Regions from separate parts of the Homo sapiens genome. Here region 2 is linked to region 1. Evidence: chromatin loops called from intact Hi-C (ENCODE). Cell type or tissue: A673. All regions are shown on one strand. Links, peaks and the distances in the headings refer to the core of each region. The heading gives the core; the rest is flanking DNA.

Evidence for each region. Peaks named below come from ENCODE experiments on the same cell type or tissue, not always from the same donor. Only the 100,000 strongest peaks of a DNase experiment are listed, where the experiment ranks them.
Region 2: a loop joins it to region 1, with 8 times the contacts of the local background. A loop is called at or near these places in 14 of 110 quality-filtered maps.

What each region holds. Positions count from the first base shown.
Region 1 is chr15:37,675,363-37,692,378 of GRCh38, reverse strand. LOC105370773 (a long non-coding RNA gene) reads right to left here. Exons shown (of 3, transcript XR_932116.3): 2 at 13,413-13,479; 3 at 12,842-12,904. Among named protein-coding and RNA genes, the nearest start is that of TMCO5A, 250 kb to the left of the region's middle. RefSeq lists a silencer at 10,277-10,571. In A673, for the core only: a CTCF peak has its summit at 9,883; no DNase peak of the experiment used is centred there.
Region 2 is chr15:37,872,836-37,889,851 of GRCh38, reverse strand. No RefSeq gene overlaps it. Among named protein-coding and RNA genes, the nearest start is that of TMCO5A, 53 kb to the left of the region's middle. In A673, for the core only: a CTCF peak has its summit at 9,089 (motif pointing right); a DNase peak (open chromatin) is centred at 9,141; H3K27ac peaks cover 561 bases.

The DNA of each region.
Region 1 (17,016 bases), core at 8,360-10,859:
TCTTTTGTAGCTGTAACGTCTTTTTTTTTTAAATCTATCTAGGGTATTAATGATAGTTTTAAAGTTCTCTTTTTCTGCCAGTTTTTGTTATATGTGGCCCTTTTCTGTTTGTCTTGGCCTCCTGCTTTCCCATCAGAGACTTTTCTTAAACGTTTTAGCAGCCAACTCAGATTTAAGGAGAAATACAGAATTTCAGTGGGAAGACTGAGCTGATGGGCAAGACTTATCCTCTGGGTTTTCACTTTAGGATCACCTGGCTGGGTGCCTTGTTAGGCAACAAAAATTACAGTTTCTTAAGTCTTTTGGGCTGCAAAATAGATGACTCAGTTTAATGCTTCCTGCGTGAAAATCTGGATGACCGCATTCTCAGATCCAACAAAGGCAGGGCACTCAAGCTTCAGGTATCCTGAAACGCACTGTCTTAATCTCCCCAGTTGTAGTGCAGAATGCTTACAATTCCCAGTCAATGATCATCAGCTTGTTGTCTCCAAAAAACTACAGCTTTATTCTTCTTCCAGAATTAGGAAGGGCAGTGGCGCAACTGCACAGAGTGATGGTGGGGATCTGCCCACCTTATTATTTTGTTTTATTTGGAATTTGATCCTTCCGCTGTTTTTTTTTTAATTCATGCTCTCTTGCTTATTAATTTCCAAAAACCATTATTTATTCTTAAACTTCCCTTATAGATTACATCCTTTTATTCTTGCGTAGGTGCAACATTTTTTAAATCTATCTAAAGATATTAATGATAGTTTTAAAGTTCTATTACCAAATTTCTAATCAATCTTGCCATTTCTGGCCCTGCCTTCAAGCCACTTCCAGAGGAACCTTGTGTTGTGGAATTCTGAATGTTTCAAGAGTTCTGCAATGTTAAGTAGGTTGTTCTCAGGCTTCGGTATTCCTGGCCAAAAACTCAGCTTTTTTATGTCTTCTATGTCATTTACCATTCTATTATTTTCTTTCTAGCTCTCCACATTTTGTTGCTATTGAGTTTTTTTTTTTTTTTTTTTTTTTTGAGACGGGGTCTCGCTCTGTCGCCCAGGCTGGAGTGCAGTGGCGCGATCTCAGCTCACTGGCTATTGAGTTTTAATCCAGTATCTTTGTTCTTATGGTTTATGTCTTTAAAAATCTCTTTAATTTTCATGAGGTTTGGAAAGCAATTGGTGGCAAATATTAATACTAAGTTTTTTCTACCTTTAACCAGAAGTTTCCATCAGATTTTTCCTTTATTTTACTTGTGTAGGAATACTGGAGTCAGAACAGATAAAAGAAATAATAAGTGAAGAGGATTTAGAATAGACAGGTAATGACAACAGATGTTTTCAAAGGAAGATTTAGTAGAATATGTTGACTGACTTGGATGGGATAAAGAAAAGAGTCAAGGGTGTTGCCAGGATGTTAAGTTGGTTGACTAGAATAATGATGGTGCCACTGCCAAAAAATAATAGACTAGGATTGGGAATCAGGTTTGATAAAAGATAACCCCAAAGATCATGTGTGTATTATTTTTCAAAGTAAATACTGATTCACATAAGGTGCAGATTTTTCTTCTGCTAATTTAATTTGTGTTCTATTAACATTCAGCTACAACAACCAAACCTGCTCTGGCTAGTTTAAGCAAGAAACGATTTTAATATGGGGAATTAGTAACTACACAATTTTTAGAGGTACTACAGAAGAAGACTCTATGTTGGGTGTCCAGGAGTAACTTTCAGAATAAGACTGTTGAAATGCCATGTCGAGAGAACTGCTTCCTCTCCTGTAATCATAAATATGTGTTATCAAGAGGCAATCACAGGAACCCGAGTTCAGGAACCCACTGCTGTAGGTGTGGTCCAGTGATCAGGATATTGCTGCTGCCACAAGTGTGTCTCAAACTCATAAAAGGCCAGACATACGAATGCTTCTGTAGACACAGCATCTTCATAACCTACTGGTCCTTTGTTGCTCCTTGCTTCATAGGAGCAGCAGCGAAAATAGCAGCAAAGCTATCCTTTTTAACATTTACCTTCCAAATCTTTTGCAAGTGTATATCATTAATAGAACTTAATTACACATTCAACACTCTAGCTGCAAGGGAGTCTTGGAAAAGTCATTTTTAGCTTCCCAGCCTCTAAAGTAGAGGGAGGTATGATGAAAGGATGTTGGAATGAATGCTGAGTGTGAATGCATAATATAAAGCAGAATCATACTCTTTTTTTACTTAGTGTACATAAATATTACCAAACAATAAAAAAAGAAACAACACAGTCCCACATTAATGCAATATATCCATTGTACAAGTGAATAAGTGCTTAACTTCTCCCCTAAAGAGAGACCCATGTGCCATTAATTGTGAGTCCATCTCAGCAATGTTTATTTCTTTTTTGGTTCAATCAGATGCTTACCTTGGTATTCTATAAACTAAGGACTAAATGAGAAATTTATTGTACATGCAATATAAAAAATAAGTGTGGAAAGGGAAATTTTAAATAGGTTAATATTCATAAATATAAAAAAAAGAGAGAGAGGAAGAAAAGTTAACTAATGAAGTCTATTACTGCAACCAGTTACTGAACCGTAATTGATAGCTAGAACTTCCTTCCTCTGCTATGCTTTAAATAGTCAATCTTCTCTCAACTAGTACTTCAGCTAGTTAGTTTCTTGAATGAATAAAGAGTCACTCACTGCTTCATGCTTGAGGGGATTCTTGGTCATCCTTCCAGTATGCTTCAGGCTTCTAATCAATTTTACTATTAGGCATAAAAGTGTTGGGGTATCCCTAAATAATCCCTTGCGTATAGACACAAGCTTGTCCCATTGTCTATCTTATTTCCTCTTGTTGATTAAGATAAAACTCTTCAGTCAATATAGTAACCTATTTTTTTTTGCCTGTTGTTTCAGTGAGAAGAGGAAATGAGAATGACAGTCTCAACATCCAGTTCATATTTATATCCTTCCCATGATAGAAGCATTCTTCCTTTAGTAATGAATACCTCTAAATCATAAGAGCCCAAAGTTGTAGTGATGAAAAGCAAAACTCTTGCAAGTGATTCATTAGATAGAATAGTGTGAGGAACCACACACCTACTTCTACCAGTTGGTTCCCAAATTCACGCATTCTGAGTATGGGAAAAATGACATCATATGTAGTCACAGGTTTAGAGCATATTCCATATCATATAGACATCACATAGGCCAGTGCCAAGTTTGCAAGTAGTCATTCTCCAGCTGGTACCACAATTAAGTCTTCAGGAGGCCAATTACACAATTCTTTAAGTACAGCTGCTTCCAGATGATGGGGTATGTAAAAAGACCAATGAATCCCGTAAGTGTCGATCCACTGCCTTACTGTCTTTCTGTATGTTCTGTATAATGACTTTTTGTTATAATGAAAGGATATAGGCATAAAAAATAGTACGTAAAATAAGACCATGGATGCTGAACTTGTATATGCAGATCAGGCAGGGCAGAAAAATTATTTTTGTTCTCTTCCAGTAAGGAATAACTTCTAGCCTTTCTTTGGGGTATAGATCCAATGTTATTAATTAGCAGGGACTGGTGTCATGTTGGAGGCTTAGGATTGATTTCTGCTGTTGGAAGACAAGGTGTCTATTCATTTCCAGGACAGCTTTGGGGAAGGTAAATCATTATGGTTGCGTGTGTATGTACATCAAGCCCTGCTACTGTAGCCAGCAGTTCATGGATACTTTGAACAAGCCCTCAAGCAGTTATGGGACAAAGCTGATTGGGAAAAAATTTTGATAAAATGCTTACCAAAGAGTATCTGCTCCTCTGCAGTGGATGTCCCTGGATGACAATTCATAAAACATACAAATATTCTCAATTCTGGGGCAATGCTAAGAAGCATATCCTATCTTTTTCTGAGATTCCTTTATTCTTTCATTCAATAATTTTTTTTATTTTTATTTTTGTGGGTACAAAGTAGAAGTGTATATTTGTGGGTTGCATGAGATATTTTGATTTGGGCATGTAATGTGTAATAATCACATCAGGATCAATGGAGGTATCCATCACCTCAAGCATTTATCTTTTGTGTTACAAACAATCCAATTATACTCTTTCAGTTATTTTAAAATGTACAATTAATTAGTTTTGACTATAGTCATCTCATTGTGCTAGCCAATAGTAGGTCTTATTCATTCTTTCTATCAACAAATGTTTTCGAGAGTATGTGCTATGCTAAGCATTGTTAGCACATGGGATACAGTAGGGGGCAAAATCTTGGCATTATGGTATCATCAGTGCTCCAGTCTGTTCCTTCTAGTCCTTGATCATCTGTTAGCTACTGACCAAAAATCAATATCCATCCCCACCTCTAGTCATATCTCCTTCCAGGTAAACTGAAAAAGCTGGTATGCCACTCAAATTTCTGTCCACTAGAAGATTCCCCTTTTGCAGGCCTCAGTAGAGCTTTTAGTGCTGCTGTGTACATAACCTCCTTGTGCAGAAATGAGCTAATTAGTCCAGTGGCTAACAGCCCAGTGCTGATTTGAGCACAAGGTGGAGGCTCCGGTTCCTTAAGGGGGCAGTATCACATATTTTTGTCACTTAATACAAAGGGAATCATGAAAGAATGTTCGAGTGAATTAGCACAAAATCATCAATGCTCACAAACACATGCAACCAATGGTCATTTTATACTGATGTTAGGTTTATTACTTCAATTTTACATATGAAGTGATTTGATGGAAAGAGCAATAAACTGAGTCAGATGCCTTAACTCATGGTCTTTACTTCACCAGTGATTTGCTAAGAAACTTGCTTAACACTGATCCTTTGTTTCTTCTACAAAATAAAGATTGTAACATTTGACCTATTTCTTAGGATCATAGTGAAGTTAAGTTATGAAAATGCTATAAAGTATGTTATGTAACATGTAAAAAATACGTATGTACAACTTATAGCAAAGATGATTGTCAAAATGTTGTTGCCTAAATATCTAATAGTGGGAGAAAATTAAATAAATATAAATAGATAATTATGTTTTCAGGGAATATTTAATAACGGGAAATTTCTATTAAGCAATGTTATATGAAAATCTATCCAGTAAAATTGAATTATGAGCCAAAGTATAAACAGAAGAAAAGTTACAAAATTTTAACCATATTAACAATTGTTTACAATTTTTTAAACTATTTCAAACCACAATATTTAAAACTATTTTAACAATAGCTTTTGAAGAACCATTGGGTAGAAGAATTATGGGTGAACTTTGTTTTCTTCTTATTTTCCATATATATATAGATAGATAGATACAATTTGCAAGTTGAATGTTATAGTCAGAGAAAAGTCATTTAAGATAAGATTTCAGTGCAATTTGTCCCTTTGGTAGAAGTAACAGAGTTATGAATATAGTGTCAAAGGCATACTTATACTTCACCAAAATTTGAGAAAAACTGCACATTGAGCTTATTTTTCCTCTATGTTTAGAGAGTAGATTCTCTTAATGATTAATTGCAGTGGATAGAAAGGAACAATACAACCAAGACTTCTCCCCCTATTTTCATTCTCTAGAGCTGGGTCTTTAAAGTTGCCAAGCAATAACTCTAAGAGATCAGTATTACCATATTCTTCATTTTCTGGATGAGAAAATTGAGGCACAGAGGTTCAATAACTCATCCAGATTTAAATCAAGATCACAAAGCTAGTAAGTTATATAGATGGAATTTGAATCCATGTGGCTGTATAGTCTAAGATTTTCATTGTTGTGTTGTAGGGCATGTTGCCTCTCTTCCTATCTTCAACACCCATTTCTTGAGTATTTCTTAGCTCTAGTAAATCTTAAGTAAGTCCCTGTGCTTAAATGAGTTTTGTTAATATAACCAGATAAACATAAGCAGATATGTCAAAACGCATCAGGATAAGTTAATGCAGGTATGAATGGAGTCATGGAGGAGTTAAGAGGAAGATGCTAGTTCTCTTGGGGACAAAGGGGAGGCATTAGGTAAGGCTACACAGAGGATGTGACATTTGATCTGGGTATTGAAGAAAGAGAAGCAGCTGGCTAGGCAGAAAAGGTGGACAGGGCAAAGTGCTCTACTAACACCTCAATGAAATGGCCTGTGTGTTATCTTTATATTCTCCATATTGGGCAAGGTGGCTATTACATGGTGAGTGAGCACTCAGATAACTCACATTTGTAGGAAAGACAAGACTAGAGATGGAAATCTAGGCCTAAAAAGTTTTCTGGGAGTGGAGCAGGATGATCTTACGTATTTCTTTCTGTGGCCGAGAGATGCTGATGTTGATCTATGGGCTGTGTATCCTCCCTGGATCATCTTATTCCTATAAGGCCAACAGAACATGCTGTGCCAGTTTGTAAAATCTCTCAAATGCTCTGGACTTGTAATTTTGAATTAAAGTGAAGCCTTTATTTACTCTTGGAAAAATATAATTTCCCATTTAGTCTTTTTCAAAGAAGTGAGATCACAGCTTTACAAAAACAAATTTTATCAGACATAAAAAAATAGTAAGTGAAGCACAACTCTGATGAACGAAGAAAAAAACCCCAAAGGATGTAGAGTATAATTTGTTAAACTAAAAATTAACTTAACACACTGAGGCAAGGCATTTGTCACAATTTACTTGAGGTTTTATTGAATCCATGTTTAAAATTGAAACCTTCATCAGAGTCAACACTCAGGATGGATATGTCTGTCCCAGATATTCATTGTAGCCAATGAAAGCGGGAATTACTTTCTATGCTTACTGATTACATGCTTAGAATGTGAGAGACTGCATTTACAATAACTAAAGGAAGACATAGAGATATGTTTGTTGGATATACCAAGGTTTATGAAAATCAAAAATACCATTTATGGTTTCTACACTTATATTATGTTGTCAACAGAAATATGTGAACTTGCAAATCACACATCTAAACTTGATTTTTAGTGATTCATATCTTTATATGTTAATAGCATAGTAATGCTATGGACTTAGTCCAAAAAATCAAGTGTTTCATTATGTTTTACTCTCACTACCCTGGGAAAAAGTCAGCTTACGTTAATGAGGTTTTGGAAACAAGATTATAACAGTACCTTAGAAACTATTCTCAAAGTACTGGCTAAACAACTGAGATCTTGTCTGGAGAGCATATTATAAAATTATTAAAGTGATTGCTGTAAATCATTGGGGACTGTCATAAACAATGTGGTGTATTGGGATGTTGGAACAGGGCTGAAAGCAAAAAAAAGTATCAAGGTTTCTAAGGAAGCACTGAGGTAGTACTGGCTTCAAGTGAAAGGATTAGAGGATTGGAAGAGGCCCTTGTAAAGGACTGTGATACAGTTGTGGAAACTTGCCCTAAGGAAATAGTTCAAAAGAGAGTAAAAGAAAAAATAAACTATTTTAATGTAAATGTTTCTTGTAACTTTATTTATATTAGCAAAAATATACTTTTTACTGATTGAATCTTGAGCCAGTTCATAACTCACAGCCTGCTCTATCTGACCTCAGAGTGTCCCCTGCACACCTGACACCTCAGCTAATGATGTCTAAGACTGAATAATGAATCATTAGTGAACTTGCCCCTCCCCTCTGCCACCTAAATTATTCTGTATGCATTTCTTATTCTAGGACAATGGGCTCACCATTCCCCTTGAACTTCTGTTTGAATTCCTGGAATCATGATTGATGTCATCAGTCACTTATCAGATACATTCATTGGTCTGTCTTCACAATGTTGACTCTTTTCAATTCATCCCAGTGGTGCTCTAGTTTATTTCCTCCCCACCTTTTTTCATTCTTTTATAATAGCCTAGTAACTTGCCTTCCTGCCTTCAGGATCCCTGCCGCTTACCACTTCTCCAACCTCAACTTCAACTATTCTTGACATGTTGCCACAAGTTCTTAAATTCCATCAGTATACTGATATTAAATTTGATGTCCCTGCAAGTATCATTGAGACACTGGAACAAACATCCCAGTGCGTTCTCTCATCTGCTATTCCTCCACCTAGACCTCATCTACCTTTTCTATTCTATGCCTCCATGTGTCCAGACCCTGGACCCTTGAATGCATCTGATACTGCAGCCTCATCTGCACAGCATTTCCTTAAAGGCCCATCGTTTTCTTTTTCCTATTTTCCCTTTTTTTATACAACCCTGTCAACTGTTTTCTTTCATATGTGCTAGTATTATGACAATTAATTTTGGTCTAAACCATGGCTGGTTAACTGTTCATATATCTTTGTCTTCCTTAGTAGATTGTATGCTCATTGAAGGCATGGATCTTAACATTTCTCATCTATAACTTTATGCTTACCCTTCACCCAAAGAAAAATAGGAATTTTCTGCTTATAATAGATCTGAAAGCATATTTGTTGCATTGTCAAACACAATATTTTATTAATATCTAGTTTCAGATAATTATAACTTTATATAACCTATGTAAACTAAAAGATTAATTATTCACATATATAATTAAATGAGTTAGTTGGGAGTGATGGGAGAGTGTCAGCATTTATTATGAACAAGCTATGTGCCCATCACTGATGTAGTGCTGATCTGTTGAATGGATTCAGCCAGTCATTCAAATGTTTGCATTGTGAGTTTACTATATCCTAGGCTCTGCATCAAGAGCTAGGGATAGAAAAATAAATCAGATATAGCTCTACCCTCAGTAATCTGACAGTGTGGTTACAGGGAAGGAAACTAAAAGTACCAATCTTAGTATTGTACAATAAGTAATATAGCAGAGGAAAGCAGAGGATACATGGGACACACAGGAGTGATTGAGCATGAAGGGAAAGTTTGCTCAGGGCAGACTGTTTATTCTAGGTAGGGCCAATGGAGAGAGCATCAAAACAAGATGTTGGCATTTGGGTTTTATAAGAAGTTATATAGTTCCACGAAAGACAGAGAGAGAGAGAGAGAGAGAGAGTGTGTGTGTGTGTGTGTGTGTGTGTGTGTGTGTATGTGTTGGTGGAAGTTGATGGAGTTTAGTGATGAAAGAGGCCTGAAAGAAACTAGGACTGAGCAATGGAGTTATTGATCTAAGAGTATGAATTTTGTTTAGAAGAAAATGGGAAGTCACTGAAGGTTTTAAGTGAGGAAATGACATAACTAGAATATTGAGAAAGTACATTCTATGGCCTTTGCATATATTATCTCATTTAATCCTCTTCTTACCAGATAGATGACATTTATCCCTGTTACAAAAGAGGAAAGTAAGCCATCTTTTCTTCCATTCCTTTCAGGGCTATCTATCTGTCATCATTTGACATTGATGTCTCATCATTGACATTCCATGTCACCTCCTCAAAGACAGTTTCTCTGACAAGTTAATCTAAGTATGTTTTTTCCTATGGAGTAAAAAAGAACAAGGAGTACTGAAACAAAAGAGGGGATGGGATTTTAAATAAGTTGGCCAGGATAGACCTCATTGAGAAGCTGATATTTGGGAAAATGTTAAAGATGGCAAGAGAATTCATCATAAAGATATCTTGGAGAAGAGCATTCTAGATAGTGGTATCAGCTTGTGCAAAGGCCCTGAGGCAGGATTATGTCTGGCTTATTTGAGGCACAATGAAAAGAATGGAGCTGGAGTATATTCTATCTGCTAGTAACAGAATCCCTATAGAGAACAGGCTTGCACTGAATATTTTTTGAATGAACAGATGAATAAGTACAGGTCACATACCAGGTTCTCAACTGGTTTGCTCAATCCCATACCCTTTCCTGTATGTTACTCTGACTCTTGATAATTAATTCCTAGATGAGTGAGATCATTTAAACAGAATTGGCATAGAATCTCTATGAATGGGCATCCATTAAGGATTCTGTACAAAACCATTGATCGTTTATGTGTAGATACGTGTGCCATCTCTGCAGACAAATACCCTTTCGTGTGCCTTTACAAGAAGCAACAGTGACACACAGTGGTTGATTGAGTGAATCAGACATGGTTCTCCCTCCAGATATCCCAGGAGGTACCCCAGATATTTCTTTCTTTGGAAAGTTGGTTGTCTTGTTAATTCAGACAGGTATTAACTACCCAATATATTCAGCATATCTCTCATTGTAAGCTGTCAGGCTGTGATACAACATCACATAATGTGACGTTACATGATACATAATGCCTTGAAAAAAAAAAACAAAAAACACCCAGACACTTCTTTCAGTGAAGTAGTAGGTAGGTAATCTGAATATTTGGGGTAATTGGCTCTAGGAAGAGAGAGGCGTCATTATCCCAGGCTCCCCAGTGAGCGTTAATTAACCATATTGCTTCATTGTGTGACAAAGAGAACACTGCTGGTAGTGCTAAATCTGTAATGACACCTTGGCTTTAGGAGCACAGGTATTTTAAACTACCTTGATGGACTGACATGTAGGTAATTCTATTCAGAGCCTAACAGTGAACTCAGAGGGTTGGAACTCCTCTGAGATGCAAGAGTCTGTTGTTGTGATGACTCTGAGATGTTTCCTTTCCTTTGTCCTACCCGCTCCTCGCCAACCCCAATAGTCCCTCAACTGGGGAAAGTCATCAGTATTCATGACATCAGGCCTGTGTTCTATCTGGGCTTTAAGAACAATATATTTATGTTTTTGAAGCATCAAGTTCTGCAGACAGAGATTCAGCAGCTCTTAACATTTAAGGATGGGCCATGACAGTTAGGAAGAGCTTTCTGGGGCCCTGCACGCCCCTTTAATCCTTTGTTTGCAGTTATGATAGGAAGCCTACTTGTAGAGCAGAAACATTCTTAAAGGCTGAGTTTTGTGGGACCAACATCCAACAACATTTTCATTATTTATTTTAATAATAATAATACCAAAAATAGTAGGCTGGGTGGCAATGGATAAAACACTAGCACAGTGGTACTGTTCTCTTACCTTGGGAAAGAGATAAATTGTCCTGCACATTAGAAGGTGATACTGCTTATGCTCCACATGGAGGAAATGCCTTATGATTTTTCTCTATCTTTATCCCAACTGCGACTTTACATTTTCCCTGACCACCCATGTCCTCTCACCTTGGGTGTTGGTCCTTGGAGACCAAACATGCGTATTTAGAAGACAGATGGCCAAGGCTTAACAGCCTAAAGCCAAGGGTCAGAGAAAGACTGATGGGCCTAAGATTGCCACTGTAGCCTCAGAGAACACTAGGAACTGGAACTAAAGATTCTAAAATCTGTGCTTTCTGACAGAGCTCCTGAGATGCTGATCTAAAAACATCATTTATTTTCAACTGCTGAAAGAGGATGTCTTTAAATGACTTCATTCATCTTTAATTAAATATGAACTTCTTTCTGTGAATCGTAAGGGGCTGTCCATGATCCATGGATTCAGACATTGAACTGAGTATGCAACTGAGACCGGCCTTTTCTGGGCATCGTTATAATGTGGGTGGAGTAAGGGAAGATGAAGAAACTCGAAAGAAAGCAAGAGTTATAGCATCCTATGAAGACAGGAAACTTAAATAACCAACTTCCAGCCTTGAACACATTTTTGGTGGGGGTAGCACTGGCATTTGGCAAGAATCTCTTTCTGTCTCTTTTCCATTTTTGCTCTGCTTAAAGTACTGATGACAATAAGAGTGTTTATATAGTATCTTATGTTTTAATAAATGCATTCTTATATATTAGCTCACTTGCTTCTGATTTTATCAACATAAAATATTTATTGACTCCCCTACTGCATGACAAATCATTTGCTTAATATCTTCCCACTCTTCATCAGGCTAGATTTATTCTTCTCCCCTTTACACTAACACAATTCAATGTTTTCCTGAATCAAAACAACAACAAATACAAAGTGAAGTAAAAAAAAAAAAGTTCTTATCTGCTATTATCTCTTCAATAGCTTATAAATATGAAAGCTCTGACAATATTATTTTGTGGGTGCAGTAAAGAGGATAGGAAAGATAAAAAGAGGTATTAAGAGAGAAGAGAGGGTTCCCATCCAGATGAGAAAGTTTAAGTCCTGGGTTTTATGCTAAGTGAGGGACACTTATAGTGACCTTGCGCTTTCCTCTTCTGGGGCCAGTTTTACAAAACCAACAAGAAATCTAGAATGTGACATAGTTGAAATTTCTAATTACAATTTTTTTAGGTCCCAATGATTGTAATGTTCTGTACATGTGAAAGTTAAGAATTCCACATTTCCATTTAAGAGATAATTATTGGCATGTCGTTACATGGGAATGTTACGCTAATAATACATTTTGATTGGTTGCTACAGGCAGAAGCTCCTGTCATTTATCAGAATTCCTGTTAAGCAGTCATCTTAAAGAAGTAGGTACAAAGGATATTAATTTGACTTTTTATGGAACCTTCTTAAATAGAACCTTGAATTTTCCCAAGTGAATGGGAAGACTTCAAAATCATATCAAACACAAATTTTAGTGGTGACGGCTGTTTTTATTTTATTTTATTTTTGTCAGATTGATCTTATTTTGCATAGTGAAAATAGAAATGAATTACTTATGACTAATGTGCTATTTTAGAGCTTGATGGAAATTTAGAAGCGATCTGGACTTTTTATAGTTGAAGAATCTGAAGCCCAGAAAGACAAAACAAAACTTGCTCAAACCGGTTCCATAACTAGTAGAAACAGTAAGTGAAACTAGTTCTTACTATCAGTCAAATGCTTTTCCTGATATGGCATTTAGCCATTCTCAAATCTTTACAAACTCCTATTGGCCAGACAATCTGCTGGTGGACTAAAACATCTATGATGACTTTCCTTTCCTCCTGCTGGCATCTCCTTGCATAAGGTGTTGGAGTTTCCTAACCCTCATAAACACTGTGGGTGTACCTCTCTGTGAGACACACCCTATCTCCACAGATGGGGTCTTCAGGGTGATTTTTGACCTCCCCAGCCTCTTGGGGTCCTTAATCCTGAGGCTGACTCTTGGCCTGGCTTTACATTTGTGGTCTCTGGCTTTAATCCCTGAAGCTGTGCTAGAAATAAATTTTAAGGGTAAAAAGAGAGAGCAAACTTTGTTAAAATATTTTGCTATAGCATTTACTTAGATTTGAGATTTTTTTTTCTACTTTAAGTTCTAGGGTACATGTGCACAACGTGCAGGTTTGTCACATATGTATACATGTGCCATGATGATATACTGCACCCATTAACTCGTCATTTACATTAGGTATATCTCCTAATGCTATCCCTCCCCCCTCTCCACTCCCCCCACCCCCACACATGCACACATATGTTTATTGCGGCATTATTCACAATAGCAAAGAATTGGAACCAAGCCAAATGCCCATCAATGATAGATTTGAGATTTTTATTGGGAATTAATATTTTAAATTAGGATGGAGAATAGTAAAACTGGAAAGAGAGGATAAATGGAAAAGATGGAGGAAACAGAACTAGATAATTGGAAATCCCATGTTGACAGATCTCAAATAATGTGGATTGATCAGATAAAACAATTATATCAAAGGCCAGAAAACTTACCTTATATTGCACTCAGCAATTTATAAACTTCTTTCACATTTACTGTTATTTGATCCTCACAACAGCTCTGTAGGACAGCAATAATTATAAATAGTTATAATTTATCAATAAGAAAACTACAATTCAAATATGTTTAATGGCTTGCCCACATTCACATAGCTTGTAAGTGGCAGAGACAGAACCCAAACCACAAGTCTTCTGGCTGCAGATCACATATTCTTCTAAGTATACCACTATACTTGACTGCAAAAGACTCAGATGCATTAGGGGACTCAGCTGGATGTAACTTTGTGGCCCTTACGGCAGAAGTCATAGGTTTGGTTCCTGTGCATGCTGGTAGCTATTATAGCTGAACAGAAAACTCCTATTTTCATGGAGAACAAGGTATCCGTGTATATGATGTGAACTGATTACCTTTACTAAAAAAAATGGAGGCTGCCATCTAACTGGTAGAAAACTAAACCGTCTTTGTACATGAAGAATAGTAAATGTTTATTATCATCTCTTGGGATATTTAGTTGGGATACTGCTTCAAGATTTGGATTTGCAAAACCAGCACTCTAGTCCAGGGTTTCCCAATTCCCAGGCTGCAGACTGGTGCCAGTCTGTGGCCTGTTAGGAACCCGGCTGCACAGCAGGAGGTGAGCGGTGGGAGAGCAAGGATTACTGCCTGGCCTCCACCTCCTGTCAGATCAGCACAAACCCTGTTGTGAACTGCACATGCAAGGGATCTAGGTTGAGCATTCCTTATGAGAATCTAAAGCCTGCTGATTTAAGATGAAACAGTTTCATCCCCAAACTATTCCTGCCTCCCCCCATGGAAAAATTGCCTTCCAAGAAACTGGTCCCTGGTGACAAAGTTTGAATTTATGTCCCTGCTACCAGGTAAATGCTTTAAGATATGGTTGCGGATATCATGGAAAGTATGAAGATGTACATACTCCAGAATCATATAATTTTTAATTTTTTTCCATGGACATTAGTAGCTATTATCAGCTAAAGGTCCTGTGAGAATCTGGTACAAGAAAAAAAATTCCTTCTTGACATGAATAATTTTAGGCCTCATGTATGTAGCAAGGTCATCAGGTTGAACTCCCTGGGTAGAAACACTAGCAACACTGTGATCTTCAAAAAAAAAAAACATTTTTCTCTAGAATAGTGCCCTGGAATCTTTAGACTTGATTAGTTTATTTCAAGGAAGGATTTGAGGGGAAAAAATATCTCATTTGCCTGGCAGCGTATCATTCCTGGGGGAACACATGTTTACATTTGCTGAATTAGACAACTCCACAGCAGTTATTGGAGAGCTAAAGATATATTAATATTGAAATGTAGGCAACCACATGTTGATAATGAGCCCATTTTGTGTCTTGGCTTGTGGAAAAGAATGTGAAAATGCCTTATTCTGTATTATTTTTTCCTTCTGACAGTACTGATACACTGCCGCAGGCAGTCTAAAAATAATAGCATGAGGTTAACTGACAATTGCAGGTATATTTACACTGCTATTCTGATATTAGCATGCTGCTTAAAAAATACCACTGGAGGTAATACAGTATGTATTCAAATAATTTTTTTATTAGAGATAAAAAAACTGATAGAAAAGACAAAGATCATTCTTTTAAATGATCAATAGAAATATCTGTGGTTATTTTAAAATCTGCTGCAAATAAACTAAGATTTTCTCAAAATCTTTGCCCGATGGATTAAGAGCAAGAGCAAGAGATTCCATGAGAATGGTGTCATCAAATGTGCCTCCTTACACACACACACCCACCCCTCTGCATGCGCACCCGCACAGCTGTGTGTGCACACACACACCAAACAGTTTAAGTCGTGATTTGGAAACCCCCTGAATCTCTAAGGAAGCCTCTTGTCTCTGTGGCATTGCGTCTACCTCTGACATCAATATTGATTACTTTTCTGGACCATTATATTGTTTTGTCTTTGGATTTATTTGCTTGTAGGCATCATTCTTTTATTCAAAAATTATTATTGATTAATGTGCTGAATTTTTTCACCATCAAGATCCACTTTCCACCCTCGTGTTCTTCCTGTTGACTGCATTAACGGGCTTGCTGGCCTCTACGTGGATTCAATCAATGAAAGCTACCAGCAGAATATTGGAGTGACTTTGAAGTACGTATTTCCCTGCAATCACCCCCCATAGGGCTCCAGGTCTGTTCCTCTAACAAAGGCTACCGCTCCTCTCAGGAGCCCTTTCCTAAAGCCACAGTTCCCACTAGGTTTCAGGTAAGTCTCCCATTCCCTTCCCATTGGGCAAGATGAGGTAAGGGCTTTCTGCTGTTGCCAGTCCCATATGCCTCATCTCTAGTTTTTTCTCTTAACCTTGAGTAATTATTTTATTGAACCCTCTTCAGTTACCCTGTTTGGGTATTACTTCTGTTTCCCTTGAGGACCCTGAACTGAAAAAGATGCTGTGTACAGGGACTACAATAGCCACTGGATTATAAAAGGTTGTAAAACCCAATATTCTCAAGGAACTGATCATAGACAAGGTAGAGTTACACACAGAGCAGTACAGAAACACTGACAAAGGCTATCTAAATCGAGTTCGGAGTGGTGCTAAGGAACCTTTTTTTTTGGAAGAGATGATGCTTGATGTGAAACCTTTTATTACTGAAAAATTCAAATACCTAAAAATGGAAAGAATATTGTAATAGGCTTCTCAGCTTCTACATAACCATTACTCAGTTTCAGTAATCATTAATTCCATCAGCTCAAGGCCAATTTTATTTATCTTATCCACTTCGCCGTCTCCTCCCCAGATTTATTTTGAATTTTTTTGTGGACAGCATATAATTACATGTGTATCTCCAAAATATAGGTACAGTATCACCATCTTCCAAAAAAATCAATGATTAAAGGCCCTTAATATTATTGAATACTCAGTGCTCAAAATTATCTAATTATATTATAAATGTTGTTTTTCCAGTTTATTTATCTGAATTTGGATCAGCTAAGGTCCACATATTATTATAATTGGCCTTTCCTATTCTATAGGTTCTTTTTCCATGTATAATTTTTCCTTAGAATTTCTTTGTTGGAAAACCCTGGATTATTTAACCTATAGAATTTCCCTCTGTCTGGATTTTCTTGATTGCATAACATGTTTATCTCTATTTTCTATAACTTGATTGTAAGAACTAGAGCTTAATCTGACCCAGGTTCAACTTTGGTTTTGGTGGGAGGCAAGATTACTTCATAGGTTGGCAGTATGTACTTTTGTCAGAAAAAGTATAATTGGTTGCTTCTCATGTTTTTGATGTTAAGAGCCATTGATAATCATTGCCCTAGAGCAATGGTTTTCAAACTTCAGTGTTCATCAACATCACTTGGAAGACTTATTAAACCCCAAACTGCTGGGCTCTACCCCAAATCTTCTGATTCAGCAGGTCTGAGGTAAGACAGAGAACTTACATTCCTTACAACTGCCCAGTTGATGTTAGAGCTCTACTGGCCCAGTGACCAGATTTTTAGAGTTGCTCCAGTTAGCTTATCGATTCATTAAGGACCATCTCAAACATTTCGCATTCCAATCCCAGACCTGCAATCAGCAATTTATGCACGGATCCCTGTTTCT
Region 2 (17,016 bases), core at 7,689-10,188, 200 kb before region 1:
AGGCTCCCACATCTGTAATAAAAACGGCAATTTAGAAGCCAGAGTAAAGTCACTCAGAACAGGATGCCTGGATGTGTGTTATGTTGTGGAGATGTTCTTAGTAAAATACTACAATGTCCATAGGCTCCTGTATTCTCCCTATCATTCAGGCTGCTAACCTATTTCTTGGAGTCTTCCTTTTCCTTTTTACCTCATTTCCAATTATTAATTGCTGTCTGAAATTAGTTAGAATAAATCAGGTTATGCTATGGTAACAACCTAAACTTTTCCATGGCTTCCAACTGCAAATGTTTATTTTTTTGTATGTCCATCATGGGTTGACTGCTCCATGTGGTTGCTGTGGGACCCAGGCTGAGGCATATTCCTTGTGGATACGGGGTGAATTTCGTGGAACAGTGAAAGGAGAAATGGCCAACCACACCCTGGCTCTGAAAGATTTGTCTTGGAAGTGACCCATATTACTGCTTACCTATCGATGTCTCAAGCAAGTTATGTGGTCAAGCATGATGTCCACGAGGTCAAGGGATCAGGGCACAAAGAGGAAAAGTGGACTATTCGATGAAAAAGTAATGCAATTTAGACTTAGCTGAAATATTTTGTTGGGATCACATCTCTCTTCAGAGGACGATTGGAATTTTCACTTCTTATCCTTTATCAATTAGTATTTGACTTCACAAAAATAGTTTGAGGTTAAAAAGATTCCCATCTTACTAAGATTTCTGTGCTATTTTGCATGTCTCTTCTCCAACCAATATTTTCTTATCACATACTAGGGGCAAATAATCAAGTTAAAGTACTAGTCCTACCTTAAGGAAAATTACAATGGTTTAAAAACTCGTAAATTTAGGTAGCTATACAAACATATATATGTTCGTAATTCCACACTCTAGAGAACTTCTTCCCACTGGGTTCACCAGATAGTTTTGATTTTGGATTCTAGGTTTTTGTATTATGCAGGAATACTCATTAAACAAAAAAGTCACATTACATTTCCTTATTCCAAGGGGGTGTTATTTTGTTAACATTGTCTCATTATAACATGGTATCTTGAAGTTTTTTCTTTACCTTTGTCAGCTCCCATACAAATTTTCCCAGAATAGGGGCAGTTAGGTGTCTGCCTAGTGCCTCAGTCTTATACTTCTTTTGGAAAAGGCAGAAACTGGGTTTGTAAACTCTCCTTTTTTTCACTTGATGGTGAAGTTTGCTGAGGTGCGGGTGAGCAAGAAACTGCCTTGGCATGCTATGAAAACTCTTGGAGATGCCACATGCATGAGTGTCCATGGAACTTGTTGGAGGATGTGTCCTTCTGGGTTCTACGCATCACTGGCCAGGAAACCACTAGCTGGCCACTGCATGGTCTGGGCAAGAAAAAAAACAAAAACAAACAAAAAAACAGAACCAGGAAGAAAAGCCCCCTGGTCTTGTCCTTCCAGCGTCCTCTACGCAAAGCCTAGCTTTGTGTCATTTGGCAAGGAGAAAGTTTACAAGATCCAGCTCTCCCGTGACAATGCTGAGCAAAGAAATATTATGTATTAGGAAGTGAGAAGCAGTAAGTTGATAACTAGCACAGTAACTCTGTAATTTGCTCCCTAAACCAGAAAGCAAAAGGTACAGTTGTTAATATTTATATGGAGCCATTAAGTGTACACTAGAACTGTCTTGGGAGAAACTAGAGACATAGAACCGCCCTATGTGGGAGCCAAGTCTTGAGGAGTGAATAGAACCTGGGTGTGGGGAAAATGAGAATCAGTAAGGAACACTACTGGTAGAGGCAAGGAAGAGTACAGGTGAAGAAATGGGTGCTGGAGGTATGGAGCAGATAAGTTTGGTGTGCGGTATGAGAGAGAAGTACAGGCATCCTCAACTTAGGATGGTTCAACTTGTGATTGTTTGACTACGATGGTGCAAAAGTGATGCGTGTTCAGTAGAAACCATACTTCAAGTAACAATACAACCATTCCGTTTTTCACTTTCAGCACAGTATTCAATAAATTACATAAGATATTCAACGTTTTATTATAGAGTAGGCCTTGTGCCAAATGATTCACCCGCTACCAGCTAATGTAAGTGTTCTGAGCACGTTTAAGGTAGACAGGGCTAAGCTATGATGTTTGGTAGATTAAGTGTATTGAATACATTTTTGACTTGACATTTTCAACGTACAATGGGTTTATTGGGGTATAGCCTCATCGTAAGTTGAGGAGAATCTGTAAGTATAAAGATGAAATCGTAGTAATTTTTTCAGTAATGTTTTGCATAAAAGGATTAACAGATCTATCTTATTATCTTAATATCAAATCTCATAAATTTGGAGTTATTTCTTACAAGAGTGTGCATTCCTCTTTCCATGAGTCCCATCTTCAGGACTTGAAGTGCCTTCATCAAACATTTATTGTGCTGTGTGACATACTGAGAATTTGCTGCCTTCTGTAGGCCTACAGTTCAGTTGTTGAGAAAAGTGTGCTTGGTTGGATCTCTTGAAAACAGATGGAGAAAACAGAGGAGAATTTGTTCTTTGTAAATCTTTGGTTGTGGTTTTATTTTTAGTTTGTAAAACTTATATATCTAGATAAGAGAAAATTTAAAAAAAGTTGAAAGCTCACCTTCCTGTAATATATGGTATGATTTATACCAAAAGGAAGTCTATGTAGGTTATTCTTCAGGTGTTTGCGTGTATGTATGGGTGAGAGAGAGAATAAGATTAGAATACCCTTAGCTTACATTCTAGGAACATATAATTTCTAGAGCTAAAGGAGGTAATTTTTTCCAGCTTCTTTCATCACCTAAATTCAGCCCCCAGTAATCAGCTTTCTTACAAGAAGCCTGTTACCAAGGTTCTTTACATAGATGGTGAAGAAACAGAGGCCCAAACTCATGGGAAGTAGTTTGCTCAATCCGCCAGCTAATTTGTGGTGGAGGCAGGATTTCTGCTTTTCCGGTCACATCCTTTCTTTCCGACCAGGGTTTCTTTCTTCTCTCTAAGCCCAGGGAGGCATACTTATCAGAACTTCAGTAACTGAATTTCACATGTAAGTGCAATTGATTTTAGCCAAAAGGCCGAGAAGCGATACGTGTAAGTGAAAATGAGCCCCTGAGATAGGCCTCCGGACATCTGCTGTCTAGATAAAGGGATGCTGGATTCAATTGCTATGTTTCTGGGCACAGACCCCACAGAATAATCGTTCCTTCTTTTCAGTGCTCTCTGTTAATCTACTTTTGTTCCTTTCCTTTCTTTCACAACTCCCCCAAATCTCAATTATTTCCCTCTCCTCTGTAGAAGTTTTACAGGTTTAGAGACCAGGGAGTGTGTTCCTTTGGAAGGCAAGGGTCATACTCCAGACACTAATAGGTCCCCGTCTTGTGTCACTTCTCTAGCCATGAGTCTCCACACTGGTCCATCCGCTCTAGAGTATTTCCTGATCCTCTAGTCCCTAGGGTTCCCAGTGTAACCCTGACATCTGGTAAACCATGTTAGAAAAGCTTTTTCTGGAATTTCTGTACATCTTATACATTCCAGATAATAAATGAAAAGTATTTGGGAAAAAAATGAGAAATGAACAATTCTCAAAAGTTTATTTTAGATTGATTTATTGGCTGACCTCTCTGTACCTTTCTAACAAAATTGCTATTAAAAACAGGCCCATCTATTCCAATTCACCATATGTGACCCCATTAAATTCATGGTCAGCTTTCCATTGTATGGAACTCTATAGAGATTTGCAGCCATATTTCCAGCATTTAATTTCCCCAATAAGAGCCAATGACTTTAATGATAAATGAAAATGAGGGAAAACACTTTTTAAAATTTCCATTTCATAAATTATTATAAAATGTTTGAAAATAACTTGATCAAAATCAACCTGTAGATAATTGTGAAATATTTATCCATTTTTCTACCTGTCCCATGTTTTTTGGGGTAGTATCCAACCAGAAAGAGCAAAGGTTGTGGTTTATTTATTTATTTACTTATTGATTTAGTCTTTGTCTCTGACATTAGTCATTGCTTCCTGTGGGTAGTCATTACTTCCTGCACTAAACATTAAATGAATGAAACATTTATGAAATCTTAGGACTGGATAGTTATTCCCAGTTTTGTAAATCCATGTTTCCTGAACTTTTAAAATAAATTCATAAAAATTTGCAAGGCAGTTTTATTAACTGGGAAAATTTCAACAAAATATACAAGAATGTTTAAGGAAAAATAATCTGGTTTGAACTAATAGCTGTGTGATCTTGTCAGAAAGTCTTACTTTGTCGATAGCGCGGAAAACTATAAATAAAGTGGCATCTCCAAAATTTTGAAAAGAGTCACACCACTCTTTCCTTCTGCCTGATTTTAAAATATGTGATAAAGTCAGAGAATTGGAAAAACCTCTCTTCCCATACCCTGTCTGGCTAATTCAGACCAACTGGGAAAAATCACATGATGGACAACACATCAAAAATTCAGGCTAAAAAACTGCCAAATCTATGAATAGCGATATGGGAACCAGCCCAAGGCTTGTGTGTAGAAGGGTGACAGATAAAAATAGTGCCCTAAATTTTTCAAAGGTGATTTGAAACCTCCCAAGTATAGATGACCTTGCTACTGAAAATAAGATGACAAGGGCAAAGTTGAAATTGTGACCCCTTTCAGGGGTCTATAGACTTAAACTAATGTTCAAGAGAGAAGGGCTGCTTCCCCCTGCGCCCTCCCCCCCCATCAGCAAGCTTCACACAGCCATGGAACATTTCTTTTTCTTTGACGAATTCTTAATATATTTATCCTTCTCTTCTGCTCCTTTTAAGAAAAGAAGGCAGCAGCCCAGGATCATGAGTTTTCAAAGCATTCCATTTTCTGTTCCCTCCTGTTCATGAAAGCAACGTCCAGAAGACAAGAGGTAGGTTCAGCATCAAAATAAAATAACAACAACAAAAAAATTCTCCCACGATAAACCATTTCTTCTCTTTTTTGCTGGACATTCTTCATTCATTCATACCTCTGTCTCTACACTGTGCCTGATGTCAGCAGAGATGTGCCTTGCAGCTGCTTCAATAGAAAAGTTTTCAAAGCTCACTGCTCCCCACATCAGTTAGATACAAAGATAAAGTCCACACCACATTTTATTATTTGGTGTTTTCAGAATGGCAGAGAGTGCAGGAGGAAGTGGTGGTGTTTTTCAGTGCCCATTTCTAAAGTTCTTTGCATGTCTTCCATGCCCTGCTGTTGATTAAAATATCTTCACGTGTCTCTAAGGTTCTCGAAGCTGGATGGGGAGCGTTTGGTGACAGTGTGGAAAACCATTAGTGAGATTTCTTTTGGTGACAGACAGATGTAAATGTATCCATCTAATTCTTTACTCTCAGGTCTCTGTCTGCAGATGGATGTTAATAATTAGCAGTTGCATCTCCTCCCTCTTTATTAAATTGGATTCTCCATAAATTCATCATTTCTTTTTTATTTTCTCAAAGTAGCAGCAGCCCTGACAGCCTCCCTTTGTTCTTGTGCTATAAATAATTTATAACACAGAAGTATCTCTTCTTAGTCTTAAAACATAAACTAATGGAATAACACAACATATTGGCCCAAACTACCTTCCACTTGGAGGAAAAGCAACCTCGGAGTGGGGGAGAGATGAAGAGCTTTATTCCTAACAAAGGGAAACCAAAGATCACGTGGAAAAAAACATTTCTTCACCTGAATGTAGGTTTTTTGTTTTGTTTTGTTTTAATCCTGCTCTTCCTTTCTAGAGTCTAGCAATGTAAGGGAGTTCTAGACAGCACAAGCAAATCTTCTTTTGTGATTTCTTTTCCAAATAGTGTACCTTGCTCAAATTTCCAAATACATAATATATTACATTAAGCTATACAGAAAGGAGACTATTATTCCATCAAAATCTCCACAGATGTTAAAAACATACCATGGTACATTTATTCAACAACTGTATGCTCATAACCCATGCACAATCTTTAAACACCAAATTACAGGGATTTGGTCCAAATTAGCAATAAAATACAATGTGTTTGCCCTCTACTGGGTAGTAATGACTGTGTAGTTTTCCTTGCATACCCAGTGGCCTTGTAGGCAGCTTCATAATGGTTTTATTTAGTCACTAACACAGTGTTATAAACAAATATGGCTAAGATTTGTGTTAATTAAGGTAAATAGAACAATGTTGAATCAGTTTTTCTAAGCTAAGATCATCCATGGAGGGGTTTTAAAATTTTTCTTACATTGCTCTACGCTTGCACATCACATCACAGGAGATAGCTTGTAAGTCATCATTTGATATCCTGGAAATATATTCAGGTTGTAGATAAATAACCCGCCTAACAATGCTAATGCAGAATATCTGGCATGTAATTTAGATAGGAATCTGAACACCTCCTTACATCAGCTGTTAAGATTTTGCACTGAAGCAGAAATAACGTCTTATCTTCCATCTGGAACTGGGACATAGAAGGGGTGACACAAGTTATTTACAGAGTTACTGCAAAACAAGAGCAGTAACAGAGTAACTACAAAGCAACTCCCTGGATTACCGCTGCAATATAATGCCAGATAAATAATCATGCCAGGGTAAATAAATTGGGAGATGCCTTATTTTATAGAGCATAAATGTAACTCTCATTCCTATTGGCGTGGAGTGTTCCTTCGCATGTTGATTTCCGAAGCATCTTTCCAAGTCCGAGCTGACCCTGCAGAGTATTAAAGTGTGCATAAAACACTCATGCCATTTCTACTTCTCAGGAGGTTGGAGGAGGAAGCCACATCCACTGCTGGGGATGGAGCCTCCATATAGTCCAGAAAGACAGTCTGAAAGACAAATATACCTTTAGATTTAAACCGATGGAATGAAGAGACTGGGTTAGACTGGAGAGGAATCTGGCTGGCTTTCCAGGTCAGGTCCTCTCTCATGGTCTCAATTGTCTTGCTCTTGGCAAATGATTTATTTTTCTCTTAAAAATAGGGTGGGATTAATATCTTGACTTGGGGCTTTGGAATGTTTTCTCCCCACAAATAGTGGCCAGTCAGCATTATTGGTTGGAGTGATTCCAGCATGAAGCATTAAGTGTGCCTGTGTGTGTGTTGTGTATGTGTGTGTGTGTTTGTCATGGTACTGGAGGACGACAAAATAATTACTAACTTGTACACAGCCTAACAATTAAGAAGAAATAAAATCCTTTCTTTGGCTTAAAAACATTCTACATAAGTACTGCAGCTCCTCCCCTTCCCACTGGCCCACTCACAGGATCTTTCTGGGCTCTGCCTGTATCTCTAGGGTCTTTCTGGGGTAGGAATGTAGCAACAAATCTCAGAGAAAAAATTTTTTATTTAAAGCACAGAATGTGAAGTGCTCTAGTGTCTACTTTTTTGCTGTTGTTGGAAATTGACATAAGTTACTTGACAGCGTGTATGTATGTGGGGGTGGGCGTGAGGAGAGAGGTAGGGAAGCAGGACCAGAACACTGCCTCCTTTGGTGTAGAGGTTTCACATGAGGAAATCATGGCATTGACTTCAAAAGAAGACAATTTGCTGCCACTGAAAGAATGAAATGGAGAAAGAAGAAAATTCCCCAGAACTTAATTAATAGCTAATATTCAATTTAATAATGGTCTGGTGTGATCAGAGCATCTTCTAAAATTCTGGAATTTTCTTAACTGCCTACTGTGTCATAACACATAAGGCAGGGCATTTGTTTCTCCATTCAGGTCCTTGCCATCTTGCTAATTCTGTACTTGGCTAAATGGCTGAAGATGTTTTGGTTTGTAAGGCAATTCTTGCTCCCAGCTGCATTAAACTGCTATTATTAATTACCTCCTTTGGCCTAACATTATGCCTTTATAACACATGAGTTGTCAGGCCCTCTGCGATTATTGGAAGGCTGTGCCATACACAAAGGCATTAAGCTTAAAACAATAGAGGCTGCTTATTTGATAGGAGAAGATGTCAGGTGGAGACTAGCACAGTTGGCTGGAACTGACTTGAAGCTCGTCATAAGGAAATAAGGGGTGAGGTGATCACAGCACAGCATTAACAGCATGTGAGAGACACACAATTCTACATGGCAGCTTCCATCATGCATTTCCCACGCAAGAAGGGGGGAAATGGGCTCTGAGTAAATGATGGGTGAATACAGAATCAATTGTCATGTATGACAAGACACTTTCTCTCTTTGTTTAATATATAAATCAAGAGCACTTATGAATTGATATTAATTAAAATAATGTATGTGCTTTCTTTCAACAGTAACATCAGCCTTGTTAAAAACGGAACGCTAAATCTTCATTAGACTTTCAGTATTAAAAATCTTGCATGAAATATGAATTAACATCTAACTTGTTGCTAGCTAGATTAAAGGGGAGAGAATGCAATAGGCACTTAGCACTGTGGACAAAAGCAGAAGCAGCTTTCCCAAACCTGGGAATAAGTGAATATCCTGAGGCTGCCTGCATCATTGTCCATCACTACCTCCTAGCAGGAATGATTGCTAACCAGGTGAAATTATGGAATGCTATTGCTTCCATCGAATCAAGATCATATCAAAAGGCAAATGCGTAGCGAGTCAACAAATCAACAAAATGCCCAAACATAAAAATTTAGCTCTTAAAAGTGCTTAGAGTTCTGTCTATAGATGTGGAGACATGAGTAAAATGTTCTTTGTTTTAGAAGAAAGCACATACACATTTCACTGCTTCACAATCTTTTCCACACATAGAAAAATTATGAAAAGCTCAAAGTGTTGTTACTTAGCTTTGTTGGATATTGGAAGTCAGTGACTACTTGCCAGGGAACAGGTGTGTGAAACACTTTTGTTCATTCTCTTCACATAGATGGATATTTGATGTCTTCTGATCTCGTTGCATTGGTGGCCTGAAATTAAAATAGATAATTGGAATGACCAGGCTGAGACCTCATATTGCATCCAAAAATACATTATGAAACTTCAATGATCTTATTGGCATTGTGTTGTCTTAGGTGAAAGCCACTCATAAACATACTTGCTTATAAAGTACACCATCGATCTTATAATTACATTCCACCTGGATTTCTACGTTTGGAAAATGTGATTGAATTTTAGACGTCTCCGGGGGTAGTGTGTACGTGCACAGCAAAACCACAAGGTGGTGGTATGGTGTCATCGTATTTTTTAAGAACAACAAGAAAAGGGGGTTTGTTTAATGAGCTTGCACTCACAAGCCTGCTCATCTAGTGAACTGTGACTTTTCAAATACCAACCTATTAATGTCAAAGGCAATACTGAAGGGAACAGTTCTGTTTGATTTAAAAAATACAGACAATGTGAAGTCCACTATGGCCTAGTATCTATCACCTATGGGGCTCCATTCATGCCTAATGCTTTATTCAAGTAAGACCTAGTTTTTATATATCAGATTAATACATATCTACAGCTTTGCACCTTTCTCGTTTGATTTTTTTATCATCAGGGCTCACCGGGGCCATTTTCATTCCCTTACTATAGCATCTGCAAGCAGGTGGATTAGAGATAACTCTCATTGTGCTTTGTTTTCCTCCCGACACTGTCATTAATCATTCCTTAAGCCACACTTCAACTTCTAGTAATCAGGACTGGCTGCTCCTGAGCTGCACAAGAATTGCCTCTCACAGTGTAATATGGAATTGGAAGCGAATGGCTAAGGCCAGACGCCTCTTCTGCATTCCCCATCTATCTCATCATTTAGGTATTTATCCATCTAGGGCTTGTACGGAGAGCACCTCTCTCCTTCCCATGAGGACACAGATTGCAACAGAGGATCAGATTTGTTACCCAGGCTTTGGGCTTTGATTGTCCTCTTATAAGTTCGGGATTAAAGTGAAATTTCCCACAGGGCTATGCAGGATTTGCTAGCATTTAACTGTTTAACCTGGCTGTTTGTGAATGAGAATCCTGTGGTCAACTATTCCGTAGAGAATATTATGGTAAGCTGAGCCTGAATGGTACACATTCCGGTGTGTTCCTGTAAAGATGGGCGCAGTTGATTCCAATTAACTTCATGTCTGATATTGGCTGTTTTCATGTACACAGACAGCAGGGATACTAAGGTAAAAAGAAAGTCAAAGCATTCCCTTTTATAAAATATGGATGTGGGCTTTAAATAAATGCAAATCTTCTCCCTCAAAATTGTGATTTCCGCTTATGGTTTTTACACTAATTGGAGAATTAATCAGTCTTGCATTGGGTTGTTTTCTATTTTATGTAATTTTTTCATGTTCTCTAATGTGTTTATCAATTTCAATCTAAAGAGGATTTGATTCCTTATTCAACATACCTTTGAATATGACCAAAACAGAAACAGAGTTATGAATTTATTTACATTTATTATTTTCATAATGAAAAATATGTACTTAGAATGTCTTAGCTTATATGTAGAAGTTAAACAGACACAATTTCCTGATTCTTTGTTATTTCTGAAGAGAAAGGTTTTTCTAATGTGTTCCTTATTCCCAAAACCAGAGCAATGAGAAATTGGGGGAAGAACTGTTCAAAAATCAAGTCTATATTGTCTGTCTGTTTGTTTAGATTTGGATTTACTTGAAGGATTTGAAAAAGTCAAAATCATTCTGCTACCTAGTTTTCAGGGTTGTGTACCCATCCACTGTAGTTATTCTATTTAATGTGAATATGTTTTTTAAAATGCCTAAACAGACAGTGTTCATTTTATGTGTTTCATCAAAAGAAACAGAACAATGAGGCAACAGAAATATAGAATTTAGCAAACCATTTTAAGCTTATGGTGAAATCTGTCTTTTGCAAGAGAAGCAACCAAATCATTAAAACATTTTATTCTTCCCCAAATCCTCCATTATATTTCTTAACCTTAATTTTGTGATGCCAACAAGTAAACAAAAATAGCTTTAAAAAACTACACTTAAAATTTTTAAAAATATTGGTCACGACAGATTGAAACATTTAAAAAATTATTTCAAGCATTTCACTGGAAATTCTTTTGCAATGGCTAGCGTAGGTGGCAGATTGATCATTTTGGGGGAGGCAAGGAATAGGAAGTGAGGAGGTTACAGTGATCTCTAGACTAATTTATTTGTTTTGCTGCATTGAAGTCAGATACCCTCTTATTAGGGAGCAGCTTTCAAAGCAGTCAGGAAGGACACCGATCTTGAGCTTGGTGAGAGCTTTGCTTGGGGTTACAAAACAAGCACACGGCAGGGTCAGTGCTAAATATCTTTAACCCCGTTAAGGAGGCAACTGAATTAGGGCTGTGGGGGAAAAAGTCCCTCCCCCCTGAAATGCAAGAGAAATCTCCAGATTCACATGAGTAACTTTCAGCTGGGTATTATGCTCCTGAAGTAACCTCTTCATTCCCATTGTTTTAGTGTGAAATCATTTCCTCAGGAGATAATTAGAGTTGCTCCATTTATTACATTAAATGATTAGCATGCACTTGAAATGATCCAGTGTATTTTCCTTTATTGCTGATGACTCTTAAATATGGGCCTCCATTCTTAACGGATAAATTAAAGTTGTCTTGGCTCTTTGTAACCGACTATGTAGCCAAACAAGAGAGACTTTCTTTTCCAAACATAGGCCAGGTGTGCTGTGGCTGAGGTCTAGGTCTGAAGAGATCCTATTCATATAGATGTCCCACCTGGTTCAACAAAGAGCTTGATAACATTGCTTAAAGGTTTTCTCTACTAGCCCCTTAATAAAAATGCTTTTAATGACAGTACTTTATCTGGCATTACTCATCCTATGTGTGGAGTAAGTAAGTTTAACATAAAGTGACCCAAGATCACATTTCAAAAAACTGCCTCACTGGAAAGGCATGCACATTATCTGAGTAAGCAATATGCCCTACAAAGCCATGGAAAAATGATATTTTAAGAATTACCAAATATAGATTTCATTTGGATGCAAGTGCTTTTCGCTGTCTTTGAACTAACCTGGTTGTGTAACTGACAGAGTCATCTAAAATCCACTGGAAAGTTCGGATCAAGCAGGCACTGCCTGGTAAATAGGCACCATTGCATATGTAATTAGAGAAATGAGAGATAAACTGGGTGCATCTTATATTTGGTTTATATATTGAGATTTACAAGAAATAATAAATGGAATTTAAGTGTTATGTTTGTTAAAAAATTTAAATCGGTATTTAGGTATGAGATGTAAACATGCACAGATGTAAAGACAAACTATGATGAAGACCTACCAGTTTCACATTCGTCTACTCTAAATGTGTGAGTATCTCTCATAAATTTCATTGTTAAGAGAGAATTTTACTTGAAGAGAAGAGTTTTAAAGAACATAATTGAAAAAATTTCCTGCAAACTTCCAATAGTTTTATATATTTTTGAGGATGAGGAGAAATTTTTCTGCCACCTAGACACGATGATTCAAAACTCTGTCATTTTGCTGTCATTGATTTGTTTATGTATTTGTTGTGTTCTAATAGCATTGTTATTTTCAAGAAAACACCGTGAGATGCTGTGGGAAGTTTCTGGTTCATGGCAATAACTGGAGAACGAAAAAGGAAAAGTGGAACAGACCGGGGGATGGGGGTGAAGTCAAGACTGTGCACTGACATTGTGGCCACAGTGATCCTTTCGTGAACAGGGTCGGGGGGCTGTTTTCATTCTCACACTCGGGTTTCTCAGGTATAGAGAATAGAGAATAAGTTACCAGAAATCAGGTATTTCTTTAGCAAGTGAGAAGAGGAATTTAATACTTCTCTCATATAATGCATTCACTGCTTCTCTCTGATAATTCATATCCCAGGAATGTTCACATAAATTCTCTGTAAACAGTAGCTAGCATTTTACCACCACAGAGCCAAATAAAAAACACCCATGGAAAAGTTATTTGTATCAGAACTATGATCTTCAGAAAGGAGGCCTGTCAATATTAATTGGAGGAGAATTTATTTTAGACCTAAAATGCTAGGATAGCAGCAATAATAACAACAACAAAAGACTTTTTTTGTTGTGCTTTGTTTTCTTGAGGGCAATCTTCACTCTCAAGCAATCTGAGCAACTGTGCAGAATTTCTTTCTGAAAGTTATTTAAAATATAATAAATTATAAATTATAAATTGTTATGCTCTGGTTAAATATTTAAATGACTTAAAAATTTTTGCATTTTCCTATTCACTTTAGCAGACAAGCATTTTCCATATTTAGTCTTTTATATGATAGCAAAATGCTGCGGGGCTCTGGCTGAGACACAGTAACTTTGGGAAAAACCCGATTTCTGAAGACCCAAGGTGTAATAACATTCTCTCAGCAACATCTCACATTGTCTTCCTGTTCGTGTTTACTCAGATGAGGCATACCATTGCAGAGGAGGAGAGAGGTTTCTAGATCATCTGGTCACATTTTAGATCAATAGCGACTCAGGTCCATAGACAGGACAGGATTCATCTGGACACACATGGTGGTCATGCCAGGACTTCTACCCAGTCCTCTAACTCTCCGTCTGGTGCTCCTTCTGCTACCATGGTAATACAGACTACAACAGAGAAATACCCAAAATGTCTTCTCCAGCCTCCAGCCTCTAGTTGGAAATGTTATTTACACATGGGAAATTCAGAGCATTCCAGTATGATTAGGTATGATCCTTATTGATGAATATTGCCACCAAATATGATTTTAATTCTATGCAACACAGATTTTATTTCAATTGCTTTAAGTGGATAATGGTCAAATTGTATTACCTTTCAGCTAGCCACACCAAAGAATCTTTGGGAGATGGCAAATTCAATTAATATAAAGGCATTGGCAATCTATTTATAGGAAGTCTATCTTTAATTTCTTTAAGAACTTCTGAGAGCACTGTCAAACCATGGCATTTGGAATTGGAGGAGATGTATTATCCAAAGAGTGCTATAATGTTGTTTAGCTTTGACAGGAGAATTCTCAGGGAAAGGATGCTTGAAAGTCTTCATCAGTGTCCTTTTGGAGAAATGATCTATCTGCAAATGATGGAGATGGAGGATAGGCTTAAATTGCACTTCTTTTCATAACTCTGTGAATTTCTTTTTAGTGTATGTCCCCTTTTCAAAAGATGAAGTTATAACAGTTCTAATACTTGTGGCATGGAAGGTTACAATGACTGAATACCATCTCTCTCAAACATTTATTCCATTTAAACAAAAATACCTGATAGAGAGCATTTCCATTATTCAAAAGAAATCACACAATATAATGGTTTCTAGCACTCCTTTTGTAATAGCTTATTTAAATATTTGGGGCTGCAATTCAAATTTCTACTTTGTCAGACTTCACAGAAATACTTTATTCCACTGATTACATTTTTATTCTTTATGTTACTCTAAATAGCCTTTGATTTCTTAGAGCACCAGAAGTAAAAATCAGGTTTGCAGTCATGCGAAACACAAAATTCCTCTTCATGCATTTACTTTTTGTAAAAACAAAACCAAAAAACAAACAAACAAACAAAAAAAGGTAATACATACAAAAACAAAAGAATAAAAAGCTTTCCTACCATTAATTTAACAAAAATTTAGATATAGTATATTAAAGAACAACTATGTTCTGTGGATTATTTTGTATTTTAGACACTTAAATTTTATACAAATGAAGTTTTCTTTAGGTGGAGATCTTGTTTCTGCCAACAGCCTATTGTGATGTTAGACATTTATGGAGACAACCAAAACCCCCAGTTGATGTTTTTAGTGATTACATCAAATTAAAGATAACCCCACCCCAAAAAGCAAATCTCATAAATAAACATGAATTCACAAAATCTGGCTGAAGTCTTAACTTCTAATAAGCTTGCATTTTAGGCAGTGTTTTAAGTTTAAAGAAGAATGACTGTAGCCAGTGTGGCTGACACATCAGGGTGGCATCACTTCTCTTTATTAAAACTTTATCCCATAACTTATAGTCTTGAAAAAGCTTCATAGTACTTCTGTGCACTTTTACAGAAAAAAAGAGAAACAAAGCTAAAATGAGATGGTAACATAATATATTTTGTTTATTTCAAAAGTGCTTTAAATTTTGCCTTTATACAAATAAGAAAAAATCTGCTAAAATTAATGCACAGAAAAAGAGCAATTCAGTTACTACAAAGAAGATGATATAAGCAGCCAATATCAAAGGAATTCAGACTCTGGGGCTGGTACATTTTGCTTTTTTTGCCTGAGTCCCTTTCAGGTGAAAATGGAGCACCTATCGTAGAATATGGGATATTTGACTTTATTATGATAATGCTGCAGCCGCTAAAGGAAAGATTCATGGAAACATACCAGTGTGCGCCTTGGTATAATAGAAGTAAAAGACTCCATAGTTACAATATATAATTTAGCCATGCAAATACGGACTTAGGTGTGCAGTGATTTATCCATTTGCAATAGCCTGAAATTTTTTGAGAGGATTTTAAAAGACTTTATTGTCTAAAAATGAATATTTATAATGCTTTAGAGATAGTGGTTACTTACCAGCTAGGCAGTGATGTTTGGGACCAATAAAGAATGACATGAAAAAAACATACTTAGAAAAACTTCCGAGTGGGTTTTGGATAGATTCTGTGAAGATATGTGCCAAATTACTTGAATTGATGGAACAGCTTTTAAAATTTGATACTCATATTTACCTTTGTTTCGTGTGTGTGTGTGAGCGTGTGTGTGTGTGCGTGTGTATACATAAAGCCTATGAAACTATTGAGTTTTATTCAGATATTCTTAATGTCAATTAAAGTACTCATCTATTTATTGTTTATTTTTTATTTCCAGGAAATTTAATATCTTCCTCTTAAGATCATGTGAAAATGTTTTTATATGTTGAAACAGAAACATTGAAATTCATTAAGAACAAAGCTCTGGCATATTAATTTGTCTGCCAGTTCTCAGCCTAGTGTGAATTCATCTGCTTGTAAGACTTGAAAGTAGATATCAAAATAGAAATACTCAGTAATGGTTTCAGTACCATTAACGGAGTTACCTTTTATTAAAAATGCAATGCATAATAATCTTGAGATAGTTATGATATGAATATACTGATTAGTATATTAAAAAACAGTTTTCCCTCCCACATTTTATCCTAAATCCATATGAAGGAGCATTGTTACTTGCAAAGTTTCAAATATTTGACTTATATGCACTTAAAAGACATATTCCCCTTGAAACAACAAGTACAAAATGTCCAAAGACATGGTAAATATATAGTTTCTTAATTGCAAAGCCAAAGTAGATTACACACAGCCTTGCAAAATCTAAGACATCTGCTTTGTTTGAGACAAGAAGAAAGACATCTGGGGGCCTGAATGTTTCCTTGTGACCTGCTCCAGTGTGAGTAACCTTGTAGTTAACTAGGCATTTAGTCAGGTCCCGGAAAGATCATTGCCTGGATTCTGCCTCAGAGGCTGATGGGGACCAAGGCCAAAGCTAAAATGTCATACCCAAAAGATCATTGAAGCCAGGCAGTCGGGGTGGAAATGTCAGAACTGGGGCAGTGTAATAACAGCCGTCAACCATTTATCTCTCAAGCAATCACAAAACTACACATATGAAATAATTGATGGAGCAGAAAAAAATTTAAAACCTAAAAATAAAAATGTCAGCACCAAATCTTCATGAATCTCTTTTTTTTTTTTTTTCTGGACTAATTTGTAATCCTGTTATTGCGTTCAAATATCCTTAAATGCTGGGATTTTTCATCATACAGGAAACCTTTGGTGACTTCATATGGTATCGGTAGAATAAATTCACATTTTAAAAATTTCAATTATGGGCTTCTGCAATTACATTTGACACTGACTTCTCTAACTGCAAAGAAGCCACAATAAAGTAGCTCTTCTGCTGTTGGGTTATATTCCTGGATAATGTTATGTGTGTTCAGTCTAGCACAGAGTAGTTTATTTGCTCAAAGCTGCTTCCTTGATGTTTGGGTTTATTTGCTTGTTCATCGGCCAAAATGAGCGCCCTTCTCCTGGGGTTCCTGTCCCCCGCGTGACTTTGTAACAGAGTCCAGATGCAGCGTGAGGGCTTGTGCTGTTTGACAAACAAAACCAAACCCCAAACTGCCTGTGAGTTGTTGATAAAT